Regions from separate parts of the Homo sapiens genome. Here regions 1 and 2 are each linked to region 3. The links are chromatin contacts, found by Hi-C in ENCODE. All regions are on one chromosome and are shown on one strand. Each heading gives the region's core, a stretch centred on a gene start or an enhancer-like site at or near the end of the contact. The rest is flanking DNA. Distances are from core to core; before and after follow the strand shown. Region 1 holds the start of SCAF1 (SR-related CTD associated factor 1). Region 2 holds the start of SLC1A5 (solute carrier family 1 member 5). Region 3 holds the start of EMP3 (epithelial membrane protein 3 (MAM blood group)).

What was found. A loop is a pair of places that touch in the nucleus more often than their neighbours do. Pooled maps may share reads with other maps.
Region 1: a map of CD4-positive, alpha-beta memory T cell shows a loop between it and region 3 (9-fold over the local background). The contact joins the promoter of SCAF1 here to the promoter of EMP3 in region 3. A Hi-C loop is called at or near these places in 1 of 168 maps with a recorded cell type or tissue (CD4-positive, alpha-beta memory T cell), 1 of 37 single-sample maps with no recorded cell type and 12 of 50 pooled maps.
Region 2: a map of CD4-positive, alpha-beta T cell shows a loop between it and region 3 (5-fold over the local background). The contact joins the promoter of SLC1A5 here to the promoter of EMP3 in region 3. A Hi-C loop is called at or near these places in 1 of 168 maps with a recorded cell type or tissue (CD4-positive, alpha-beta T cell), 1 of 37 single-sample maps with no recorded cell type and 8 of 50 pooled maps.

Annotation. Positions count from the first base shown.
Region 1 is chr19:49,640,877-49,644,774 of GRCh38, forward strand. It overlaps SCAF1 (SR-related CTD associated factor 1), which reads left to right and starts at 1,333. Exons shown (of 11, transcript NM_021228.3): 1 at 1,333-1,366. RefSeq lists enhancers at 1-453, 454-1,123, 664-763, 874-1,223 and a silencer at 1,254-1,543.
Region 2 is chr19:46,786,067-46,789,879 of GRCh38, forward strand. SLC1A5 (solute carrier family 1 member 5) reads right to left here and starts at 2,528. Exons shown (of 8, transcript NM_005628.3): 1 at 1,334-2,528. The coding sequence starts at 1,899. RefSeq lists enhancers at 1-389, 2,196-2,797, 2,446-2,740 and silencers at 1,606-1,655, 1,666-1,715, 2,686-2,845.
Region 3 is chr19:48,322,847-48,326,801 of GRCh38, forward strand. It overlaps EMP3 (epithelial membrane protein 3 (MAM blood group)), which reads left to right and starts at 2,706. Exons shown (of 5, transcript NM_001425.3): 1 at 2,706-2,764. It overlaps LOC124904735 (a long non-coding RNA gene), which reads left to right. Exons shown (of 2, transcript XR_007067284.1): 2 at 1-676. RefSeq lists a silencer at 1,721-1,952 and enhancers at 2,530-2,579, 3,180-3,229, 3,520-3,589.

The sequences.
Region 1 (3,898 bases), core at 83-2,582, 1.3 Mb after region 3:
TGAAGGAGAAGGAAGCAGAGGGCCCAGACTCCTGGGTCCTTAGGAGAAAATGGGGCTGGAGATGTGGACTCCTGGGTCCTGGGGAGGAGGGTGTCAGGGAGGAAGGTAGACAGGTTCCTTCGTACTAGGTTCGGTAAAGGAGGGAGCCGGGGGCCTGGACTCTTAGGTCCAGGAATTGGAGAGGCTGGGGACCCAGGATTCTGGATCCGAGCGAGGGCACTGGCTTGGGGGGACCCGAATTCGTATGTGAGAGCTTGAGACCAGGACTAGTCTGGGAGACCGACTCTTGGATCCGAGGAAGGAAGAATCAGACTCCTGAGTCGGAGGGAGGAGGGAAATAGGAGTCTGGACACTGCTCTGAGTGAGAGGATTCGGAATTCAGACTTCTCTGTACTGAACGAGGCGGCTATGGGGTCGGGCTTCTAGGTTCTAAGTTTATTTTTATTTGTTTATTTTTGAGACGGAGTTTCCGTCTTGTAGCCCATGCTGGAGTGCAATGGCGCGATCTTGGCCCACTGCAACCTCCGCTTCCCGGGTTCAAGCGATTCTCCTACCTCAGCCTCCCGAGTAGCTGGGATTACAGGCGTTAGCCACCACGCCAGGCTAATTTTTGTATTTTTAGTAGAGACTGGGTTTCACCATGTTGGTCAGGCTGGTCTTGAACTCCTGATATCAGATGATCCGCCTGCTTCGGCCTCCCAAAGTGCTGGGATTACAGACGTGAGCCACCGCGCCTGGCCTATTTTTATTTTTTTAGAGGCGGGGTCTCCCTATATTGCCTAGGCTGGCTTCTAACTTCTAGGCTCAAGCCATCCTTCCGCCTCAGTCTCCCGAGTGGGACTACGGTGTGCGCCACTGCATCCCGTCTGGTTCTAAATTTAGGGGGGCCTAGAGGATCTGGATTCTGAGAGCCCCAGAATGTGGGCAGCACAACATCCAGCAAGTCGTGCTCACTCCGCCGGACTACAATTCCCTTGCGTCTGTTCTGCCTGGCGCCTCTTACGTCACCTCCTGTTCCGCCACCCTTTCCGCGCGCGCGCAGGGCACTGTGGGGCGTCATCGCGGGCTACCGCGGCCCCGCCCACTTCACCTCTCACCCCATTAGCTGTCCCCGCGCGACAGAGGCGGTGCGCGGACTACGCCTCCCGGCGTGCATCGCGCGGACCCCGCCCCATGTGTCCCATTGGCTTCTGGGAAACCGAGTGCGGTTGCCTTCCCGCCGGCCTTCACGTCGCCGTGCTCGGTACTTGAAATCCCGGCAAGCTCGGCGGCGCTTTAGCTCCGCCTCTCTCCTCCTTTGCTCACGAACCCCGCCCCAGCCCGCCCCGCCCCGCGCCGGGGCCGGAGCCGCAGCCCGAGCGGCGGGGTAAGATGGCGGCGGCAGTCCGGGCCGCGGGGCTCGGGCCTATTGGGGTGGGCGGGGCGGAGTTGGGTCGCTAGTTGTCCCGGGGTCCTCCCCACAAGCCACGGGTCCTAGAGGGCTTCTCGGGGCGGTCTCGGGCCCGGCAGCTGCGGCGAAACCTGGCGCCGAGAGGGGGGCCTTCTCAGGGCCCCGGGACGCATCCGTGGGTTCCTGGGGGCGTCTATGGGGCGTCTCCGAGAGGACTTGGGGCGTCTCTGGGCCTAGACCGAGCCTAAGGCCTGCCCTCCATCACACAGCTGGCCTGGATCGTGTCTGTAGACACTGTAGATTGTCTTTTTGGGCTGACCGGAGGCTAGGGTCTGGTTAGAGGGTTCTGGGGCCATCTTGAGATCTTGAGATATGTCCCAGGGGTGAAGGAGGGTCTGCAAGACCTGAAGAGTATCTTCAGAGCCATCTAGAGGCCTGGGGTATGTCTTTTAGGGCTGGAAAGTGTCTGCATGGGCTGGCCTGAGGATGCAACTGGTCTGCATAAGTCTGGGGCCATTTATCAGGCCTAGAAGGAGTGTTCAAGGGCTAAGAAGTCATTTAGGGCCCCCTAGGGGGTTGGGTTATGCCCACCAGGGAAGGGCGCCAAATATTGAGATGTACTGAGGGTCTGGGGTCTCCAAGGTATGGGTAGTGTCTAATAATGGGTGACAGGAGGCTGGGGGCAGTTAGAAGGACCTGGAACCATCTAGATGGCTTTAATGTGACTGCAGGAATGCAGTTTTGATGCCTGGAGCAAATTCGAATGCCTTTGGGGTCAGAGCAGCTTGTGGCGAATAATAATACGGAAAGAGAATGAGGAAATTTTGCCCAGCTTAGATATACTTGCCCTTCAGACAGTAATTCAAATGAAAAATGTTTTAAGATTCTGCATTACCCTGGGGGTTATTGAGAGAGTTAGAATTAATCTACATTAGTCTGGAAGAGTCTGGAGGGTCATCTAGACCCACTATTACAGTGCTTTTCAAGGGGAAACCTGGGCCATGTTGACCGTGATCTGCATTAAGATACATTTTTTCATTGAGACCTGGTACAGACAGTCATAATGTATTTAACATTATATAACATAATGTATTAACATTAACTCACCTTCCACGAATTGACATTTCCACTTACTACTTGTGCTGTGCTGTGAAGAACTATTTTGTTCTATTTACTTTTTAAAACAAGCTATTTGTGAAGCACTAAACTGGTATATGACCCTGTTGTTGGGGAAACCACTGATCCAGATAGGACCTAGCAGTATCTGCAGAGCATTCTTCTGTTCAGAAGATCTCAGTAGCTGAGGGTGTGTCTGCGAAGCCTGGTGCTTTCTAAATGAGCAAGCAAGCATCTTTGTATACTGCAGAGGGTTTGGGGATCCCTCAGCCTGTAGTCAGCAGATGTTGATTAAGCTTCTGATATGTGACAGTCACTGTTGTAGGTAGCATGTGCTTCCCCGGGAGGTGCTGGAGAGCAGTTCCAGGGCCAGGAACTGGGGCTGAGCTTATTGAGTATTGGTGAAAGAGGCTGGGATGTAATAGACTATCAGGGTTGGGTGTGTCTTAGGAAGTTAGGAATTAGGTGGAGCTGGGAGGCTGAATATGGAGGCTTGGCATGGTTTGAAAATCTATATGGGATCTAGAACAGGACCAGGGCCTTGTCTTTGCAGGCATGCTGTGGGGGAAGCGAGGAGACAGATGTAGGGGAAACCTGGGCGTTAAGGGCTAATAGTGTCATTCCTCTTCATCCGTATTGAGCACTTGAGGTGCTCTAAATGTGTGGCAGAAGTCAGGCTTTGAGTATTCACAGCCATTCTCTGAGATAGATGCTCCTATTTCGTGCATTTACAATTAAGCATACTGAGTTGTGGGTTAGGGATTTTGAAGCTTTCTAGGAATTTTGAGATTGGATATTGTCTTATGAGTAGCAGATTTGACAGTCATGGGGAAGCTTACAGCTGAAATATTCATATTTTTCTGAAGCCCTAATCAAGACATCCACCTGTTTGATGGATGATCTTTCAACTGCCTGACTGGGGAATCATATCAAAGAATTTCCATGACATTGCAAAGGCTTTGTGCAGATGGCGATAGGTAAATGCCTCCTGTGAAGTTTTCCTTCGGCATGTCTTTCTGAAGTTTAGCGTTTTCATTTTAAAAATGGCATACTGGTTTTGCAGATCACTCAATGAAGTTTCCAACTTAGGTGTATAAATACAATTTGGGGGTGGTCCTCACCATCGAGGACAGTTGATGCTCTAGGAAGCCGTGTGGTGTTTAAGGCATGGTGTTGAATATTGCCCAGCACATTGGCCTTGGGAAAGGTGGGTTTATAGGACTGTGGAACACACCCTTTGAAATCACAGTGCAGCACACACAAAAAACCTTGGTGTTGGCTTTGCCTCTTAGGAGGCCAGGGAATGAGGTCTTGAAGTTTGGATAGGTTGTTGGGGAAGCTGCGGGAATTGAGGAGTGAGATGTTAAAAGCGGAGGCCAGGGAGGCCTCCCT
Region 2 (3,813 bases), core at 1,278-3,777, 1.5 Mb before region 3:
AAAAGCATGAGTTTATTGGTGTGTGACCACATAGGTGTGTATGTGAGTGTGTATTGTGTGCTCTTGAGCCTGTGTTTAGATGTTGGCGTGGCTGGTGGCATCACTGAATGGCTGTGCTACAGGGGTCTTAGTACACAGTGAGCGTGTGTATGACCGCTGGTATCTGGCCATGTGTTTGTCGAGATGCTACAGCCTCAGCTGAGTGTCTGCGTGAATGTGTCCAGCTGTATGTCATTTGGTTATAAGCCTGTGTGGCAGGCCAAGTGTGAGCTACAGCTGTTTTGGCACGCAGGGGAGGCCTGTGCTCATAAACAGCCTCGGAGTGGGTGTGCCTGCCTGAAGGTCCGCCTGTACCACCCAGGCCCAGGCTGGGCCAGGACCCAGCTAATCTCCCCCAGCCAGAAGGTGCTCCCAGGCTTCAACTCGGGACACCAAGCCTGCCCCAGTCTCGCATCTCAGCCTGCACTGACGCCCCAGAGGCTGGAGAACCCTGTTCCGTGACTCATCATTTCCTTCCCCCAACTTCCAGGAAGTCCCCAACGTGGAGACACTGAATGAGCAAGCCCTAAAGGCAAGCGCAAGGGGGCCTCTGCCCCCCGCCCTCCTCAAAGTGGGGGAGGCCATTCTTGGGGGCGCGGGGCAGAGGCCAGGAGAAGGAAAAGAATCTGCTCCCCTTTCTAACTGGTCCTCTTCTGGGCTGCCTGCTAGGGGGTGGCCCAGACAGAGGAGGAAACGGGAGGGAAAGGCAGGGGTGGCAGGGCTGATCTAAAAGATAAAGGGGAAGCGGCCAGACCCCAGCTGAAATGGGCGGGAAGCGGAGGCCAAAAACAGAGCCTGGTTATGTCCGAGTGACACGTGGTGTGGGGGTGCCCCAGGGCTGGGAAGAGGGCCTGGTGGGAGTTACTCAGATCTCAGATCCTCCAGGGGCTCCTTACCCAAACTCTCCAACCCTGGCCCCAAATTATATCTAGAAGCCCCATCTTGGGGCCCTTGACCACGCAAAGATTCCCCCCGCAAAAGTTCCTCCTGGGGTCCCCTCCCCTCAGTGTCTTTCTCCCCTAGGCAGACCCTCCTATGTCTCCCCAAATCACTTTCTTCTCCCTCTATAAGACCCCACTTATGTACCCAGGCCCCCAGATTTAGAAACCCCTTCCCCAGGAGACTAGACTCACACTCCCGAGGGCTGGAGCCTCCCCTCAATATCCTGTCGAGTTTTCCTAAGACTCTAGAGGGAAGTCTCTGCTCCAGGGGCCCCAAAGCCCCGTCCTGTCCACGTGACCACTCCCGCCATCCGTAACACTCTTCCCCACCTCCCGGGGGAGCGGGAGCTGACCTCGCAAGATCCAGGAACGAATCGAGCACCTCCTTGCTGGGGGCATTTTCGGCACTGCCCGCGGCTCCCACGGAGGCGTTGATGGCGGCGGAGGCGGCGCCCGGCTGCAGAGCCAGCGCCAAGCCCACTCCGAGCGCCGACGCCAGCAGCGTGGTGACCAGGAAAAAGAGCAGCGCCCAGGCGCCCAGACGGCCGAGCGCGCCGGGGTCCAGGCTGGCGGCGCCGCCGATCAAGCTGCACACCACCAGCGGCAAGATGATCATCCGCAGCAGACGCAGCAGCAGCTCGCCCGGGAAGACGAAGGCGCTCAAGCGCTCCGGGCCCAACGCCAGCGCACCCCCGGCCCCCGACACCCCCAGTCCCAGCGCCACGCCGGCCACCACGGCCACCACTGTCAGCAGCACAAGCAGGTTGGCTCGAAGGCAGCGGCGCACCTGGTCCCGGGAACCGCAGTAGCCGCCTGCTGCCGCGCCTTGGTCCTCGATGGAGGCCAGCGCCAGGCCCCCGTTGGCGGTGGGCTCCGCCGCTGCGAGCCCCTTGGAGTCTCGAGGAGGATCGGCCACCATGATGGGAAGCACCGGGGTTTCTTAGCGCCTGGAAGCTGGCTGGGAGCGCTTGGGCTCCTTCCCAGGACCCGACGTTCCTAGGACTGAGTTGAGTAACAGCACCTGGAGACTGGAACTTTGGAGGGCTCCTTAGAGTTGTGAGTTCACAGCACTGAAGTTCCTTGGCTCTTGGAAGCTGGAGTGTTTAAATTCCCCAGGCTGGGCGCTGAGGCTTCTCTGCTCTGCCCCGTGTGCCAGATGTCCGAAAGCTGGGAGTTCGGAGCGCCCGGGTTCCTTGGCCCTAGGAGCTGGGAATACGAGAGTTTCTCTGGGTGGGACGTGGGGCCCTTGGCTCCAGGAGGTTGAGTGCCCCCAGATGGCGGAGGTCTGCAGGAGGCTAGGTTCTGGTGGCGCAGATCCCGGACGCCTGGATCCGGGAGGCGGGGACCCGGGCTGCCTGGGTCTTGGACACTGAGGGCTGGGATGCCAGAATCTGGGGGCCGGGAAGCGGACCTCCGGAAACAGGGGACCCAGGCTCTTAGGTCCGGGAGGGTGGGATGCGGGCCCCTGTGTACGGAAGGCGGTGGTCTGGTGTCCGGGAGTAGCGGTTACCAGCCAGAGAAAGCCTCCCGGGCGTGCCGCGTGGCTCTGAGCCCGTTTAGCGGAAGCTGCCAGGGATAAGGGTAGGGGGCGGGGCTTGAGAAGGCGGGGACCGACCCTCGGGCGCCGATTGGCTGCAGAGCGTTCGGAGACTGGACGAGTAGGGGCGGGGCTGATACCCGAGATGGGCCAGGTCCCCCATAGAAGGCAGATTAATAATACCCATCTCCAGGAGCCGGGCCCAGAGACGACGGGGCGGGGCCAGGAAGGGGCGGGGCCTTGGGAGGGTGCTGTTTCCCGCCAAAGGAACTGGGTTGTGGGTTGGAGCCCTTAAACCACAGGGGTTCGTTCCCTGGTGCGAGGGTCGCTAGAAAGCTCCGGTGGTCCTCGGTGATTCATTTGCAACTCAACTCAGCTTTGGAACTCCTCAGCCCTGAGTTTGGTCTTTAGTCGCCTCTGAGAACTTTAATTCCTCGAATATAAAGTGCAGGTGTTAAAAGCTTTTGTCTCATATGATTGCTGTAAGATTTAAATAAAATTGATGTATTTATTTAGGGAGCCGTGGCTCAAGCCTGTAATCCCACCACTTTGGGAGGTGAAGCGGGCGGATCACTTGAGGTCAGGAGGTCGAGACCAGCCTGGCCAACATGGTGAAACCCGTCTCTACTAAAAATACAAAAATTACCTGGTGTGGTGGCACGTGCCTGTAATCCCAGCTACTGGAAGCCTGAGGCAGGAGAATCGCTTGAACCCCAGAGGCAGAGGAAGTCATTCACCTTGAGGCCACACCTAGAGAGGATGACACGTGCATGCCCACCTCCCAAGCCCCTAACCGCACCCACTCTGCTGCCTCCCCAAATTCTCTGTTAGTGGCCGTTTGGGAGGTTAACAATGAATTATGATTCCTTACTCCACCTGACAGTGTTGAAATCCTCATTCCTTTCCCATCTCTAGCCTGTTCTGTGACATTTCAGGCTTTCATGCTTGCTCAAAGATTGTAGTGGTAATGTCAGAAGCTTCCTCCTACAGCAGCTGTGAGGCCTCAGGTAATTTACAACCTCTATGAGGCTCAGTCTTCATATGTGTAAATGGGAATAATAATAAGTCATACCGCCTTGAGTGTTGCAAGGGTTCAAATGAGATAATACGGCCGGGCGCAGTGGCTCACGCCTGTTATCCCACCACTTTGGGAGTTGATGCGGGCAGATCACTTGAGGTCAGGAGTTCCAGACGAGCCTGGCCAACATGGCAAAACCCTGTCTCTGCTGAAAATGCAAAAATTAGCTGGGTGTGGTGGCACATGCCTGTAATCCCAGCTACTCAGGAGGCTGAGGC
Region 3 (3,955 bases), core at 1,456-3,955:
TTGAGTAAAACAGCTTGGATTTTGAGTCCAACCAGTGTGGCTCTAGAGTCTGTGCTATACTGGTATTCCAGCTTCCAGGTCTTGGGGTACCCAGCCAAGCACTGAACTGTCCATCCCTCACCCCCTCAGGGAGCCCGAATCACCAACAGCTATCCCAAACCCAGCTCTGGCCCATCAGATACCCAGACATCCCATCATCCAGTTCCCTTCCCTGGATCCAGGATTTGAATTCCCCTGCTCTCAATTTATCAGAGTTCTGGGCACCTGGTCCCCTCCCAAGAGACTCGTGTACATAGTAGTCATCACCCCGACCCTAATTTAATATCCCCAAAATTAATAATAATAGTTAACAGTAAACCTTTGGGGCCAGGCACAGTGTCTTACGCCTGTAATCCCATCATTTTGGGAGGCCAAGGCAGGCAGATCACTGGAGGTCAGGAGTTCGAGGCCAGCCTGGCCAACATGGAGAAACCCCCGTCTCTACTAAAAATACAAAAATTGGCTGGGCGTGGTGGCGGGCACCTGTAATCCCAGCTACTCAGGAGGCTGAGGCAGGAGAATCGCTTGAACCGGGAGGTGGAGGTTGCAGTGAGCTGAGATCATGCCACTGCACTCCAGCCTGGATGACAGAGCAAGACTCCATCTCAAAAAAAAAATAAAAATCTTTGGTACTACACTCTGTTAAAACCTAATGGCTTTCCACTGCACTTAGAATGAAATCCAAGCCCCTCCCCTAGTCTTCAAGGGCACCCTTTGATTTCCCTTCTCACCACTCCCTCTGTCTCCCTGTGCTCCAGCCACACTGGCCCTTCTGTCTGCTCCCTAAACAACCTGAGCTTGTTCTCAAAAGCTTTAAGAGCTTTTGCACTTCCTCTCCCCCCGACGCCCCCCCACCACTCCCCAACCCCAGCGTTCAAATGACTCCTGTCTTCAGCTCAAATGTTACCTCCTCCAAGAGGCCTTCCCTGATTTTCCTGTTTCAAGTAGTCTTCCCTGCACTCTGTCATTATCTCCATCACTCTGTTTGATTTATTATTGTATTTATTTTTCTTTTCTTCTTTTATTTTTTTTTTTCTTTAAGATGGAGTCTTGCTCTGTCACCCAGGATGGAGTGCAGTAGCGTGATTTCAGCTTACTGCAACCTCCGCCTCCCGGGTTCAAGCAATTCTCCTGTCTCAGCCTCCTGAGTAGCTGGGTTACAGGCGCCCACTACCATGCCTGGCTAATTTTTGTATTTTTAGTAGAGACAGGGTTTCACCATGTTGGCCAGGCTGGTCTTGAACTCTCGACCTCAGGTGATCCTCCAGCCTTGGCCTCCCAAAGTGCTGAGATTACAGGCATGAGCCACCACGTCCAGCCTATTGTATTTATTTTTCAAGTCACTTATCCTTATCTGAGATTTATCTTCATCATTGATGTTTTCTCTTGTCTGTCTTCCTCTACTAGAATACAAGCTCCATAATACCAGCAGGGCTCATGTCTGTTTTCATTATTAACTCCCAGATCAGAGTACATGTTCAATAAATGTTTGATGAAGGAAGGAACAGGTTAGGTGTGTGAGTGTGCCAGTATTACCTTATTCATTCAGCATAAGTATCAGAATTATTATTATCAGTATTAGTATTTTGTCAGCATTATTATACTCTCAACATAGACTAAGATACTGGAGCCCAGGTGGGTGAAATAATTGGCTCAAGGTCACTGAACCAGGAAATGATGGCGCTGGGATTCTTAGCTTCCGCTTCCTCCCCGCTTCCAGAGTTTCACAAGGTTTTTTTTTTTGTTTGTTTGTTTTTTGTTTTGTTTTGTTTTTTTTTTGCGACAGAATCTCACTTTGTCCCCCAGGTTGGAAGGCAGTGGTGCAAACTCAACTCACTGCAGCCTCCACCTCTCGCGTTCAAGCGATTCTCATGGCTCAGCCTCCCAAGTAGCTGGGATTACAGTCGCCCGCCACCACGCCCGGCTAATTTTTGTATTTTTGATAGAGACGGGTTTCCACCATGTTGGCCAGGCTGGTCTCGAACTCCTGACCTCAGATGATCTGCCCGTCTCGGCCTCCCAAAGTGCTGGGATTACAGGCGTGAGCCACAACGCCCTGCCGAGTTTCACAAATTTCATCTCCCATCCTCTGACCCCCCACCACGGGGCCAACTTCACCAGCCCAATCTCAAGTCCATGCCACAGAAATCTGGCCTCTTTTCCCAGACTCCTATCCAGCTCCAAGCTCCATCAGGGAAAGCAGACATCCGGCCCCAGGGCAAGACCTCAAAACTCAAGGGTCCTGAGAATCGGGCCCTCCCACCCCTGACGCTTGCCCCCCCCAAGAACCCCATTCCAAGAGTTTCTCATCTCAACCCTGGGAGGGAGCCCCAGATGATGTCTGTCTGGAGGGATTGGGTGGGGGCCCAAAGAAAGAGGAACCGGAGTGCCTGGGCCCTCCCACTGGCAGCCGACCTCAGCTGGGTGCGGTGAGGGTGGGTTTATAAAAGGGTCAGTATATATTGAGAGGAGGAGAGAAAGAGAAACGGGAGCAAGAGAGAAGGAGGCCCAGACAGTGAGGGCAGGAGGGAGAGAAGAGACGCAGAAGGAGAGCGAGCGAGAGAGAAAGGGTTCTGGATTGGAGGGGAGAGCAAGGGAGGGAGGAAGGCGGTGAGAGAGGCGGGGGCCTCGGGAGGGTGAAAGGAGGGAGGAGAAGGGCGGGGCACGGAGGCCCGAGCGAGGGACAAGACTCCGACTCCAGCTCTGACTTTTTTCGCGGCTCTCGGTAAGTTTCCAGTCCGTTATTCAGGGCTGGGACTTCTTAATTTACTTGGGAATGTAGCAGTTTGGGAAGGACACCCCCAGGCTGGGAGAGACGTCCCTGACTCTTGGAAATCCTTTTAATTTAATAAGTGATCTCTTAGCACTTGAGGTGGGGATATGGGAAGGGGTGGGGCCCGGCAAAGTTTTGGGGTCCCAGCAGAGCCCTCCACTGGAAAACTTCCTGCAGTTTTTCCCTCAGCGGTGTCCACTGTCCTCTGGGGTCCCTGAGATCAGGGCATTGCATGAGAACACCCCAAATCTGGGAGACCTCTAGGTCCCCTGTTCCTGGGCACCAAAGAGTCCTGGGAGGCTAACTCCTTCTTGGGCCTCTCTTCCCCCCAGCGCGAATCCTATCCATTTCCTCCAGAAGATGTCCAACAGTCACCAGTCTGGCAGCAGGGTGGGGTGAGGACCTCGTGGACATAGCCAGGGGCTGGGGTTTCCCTGGTGCTTAGAGATGGGGGGGGGTGGGGATGAGTCACCAGATGACTCACCAGGTCCCCCTCCTCCCCTCAACCCAGGAGAGGAGTGGTGTGAGTCAAGAATGCCTGTTGCTGGGGGCAGCTCCTCAATCCTGATGTCGGGGTGCAGGGTGGGGTCTCAACTTGAATTTTCACTATCTGGCCTGTATGTAACCCAGAGTCAGGGTTCTGGGGAGAGAGGAGCCACATTGCTAGTCCTCCTCATTCAAGGAACCCAAGAGTCCATCTTTGGCCCTCTCCACCCCTCCAGCCAATGGGGATCTCAGGAATCCAGGCCCCAGCGGTCTCCTCCCTGAGAGACCCAGGAGTCTGCACCCATGCCCTTCCTCCATCAGGAGACATCTCACCTGCCTTTATGCCAAATTTTTTTTTTTTTTTGAGACGGAGTCTTTCTCTGTCACCCAGGCTGGAGTGCAATGGCATGATCTTGGCTCATTGCAACCTTTGCCTCCTGGATTCCAGTGATTCTCCTGCCTCAGCCTCCCGAGTAGCTGGGATTACAGGTGTGCACCACCACACCCAGCTAATTTTGTATTTTTAGTAGAGATGGGGTTTCACCATGTTGGCCAGGCTGGTCTCGATCTCCTGACCTCAGGTGATCCTCCCGCCTCGGCCTCCCAAAGTGCTGGGGTTATAGGCGTGAGTGTGCCTGGCCTGTGCCAACCTCTTGA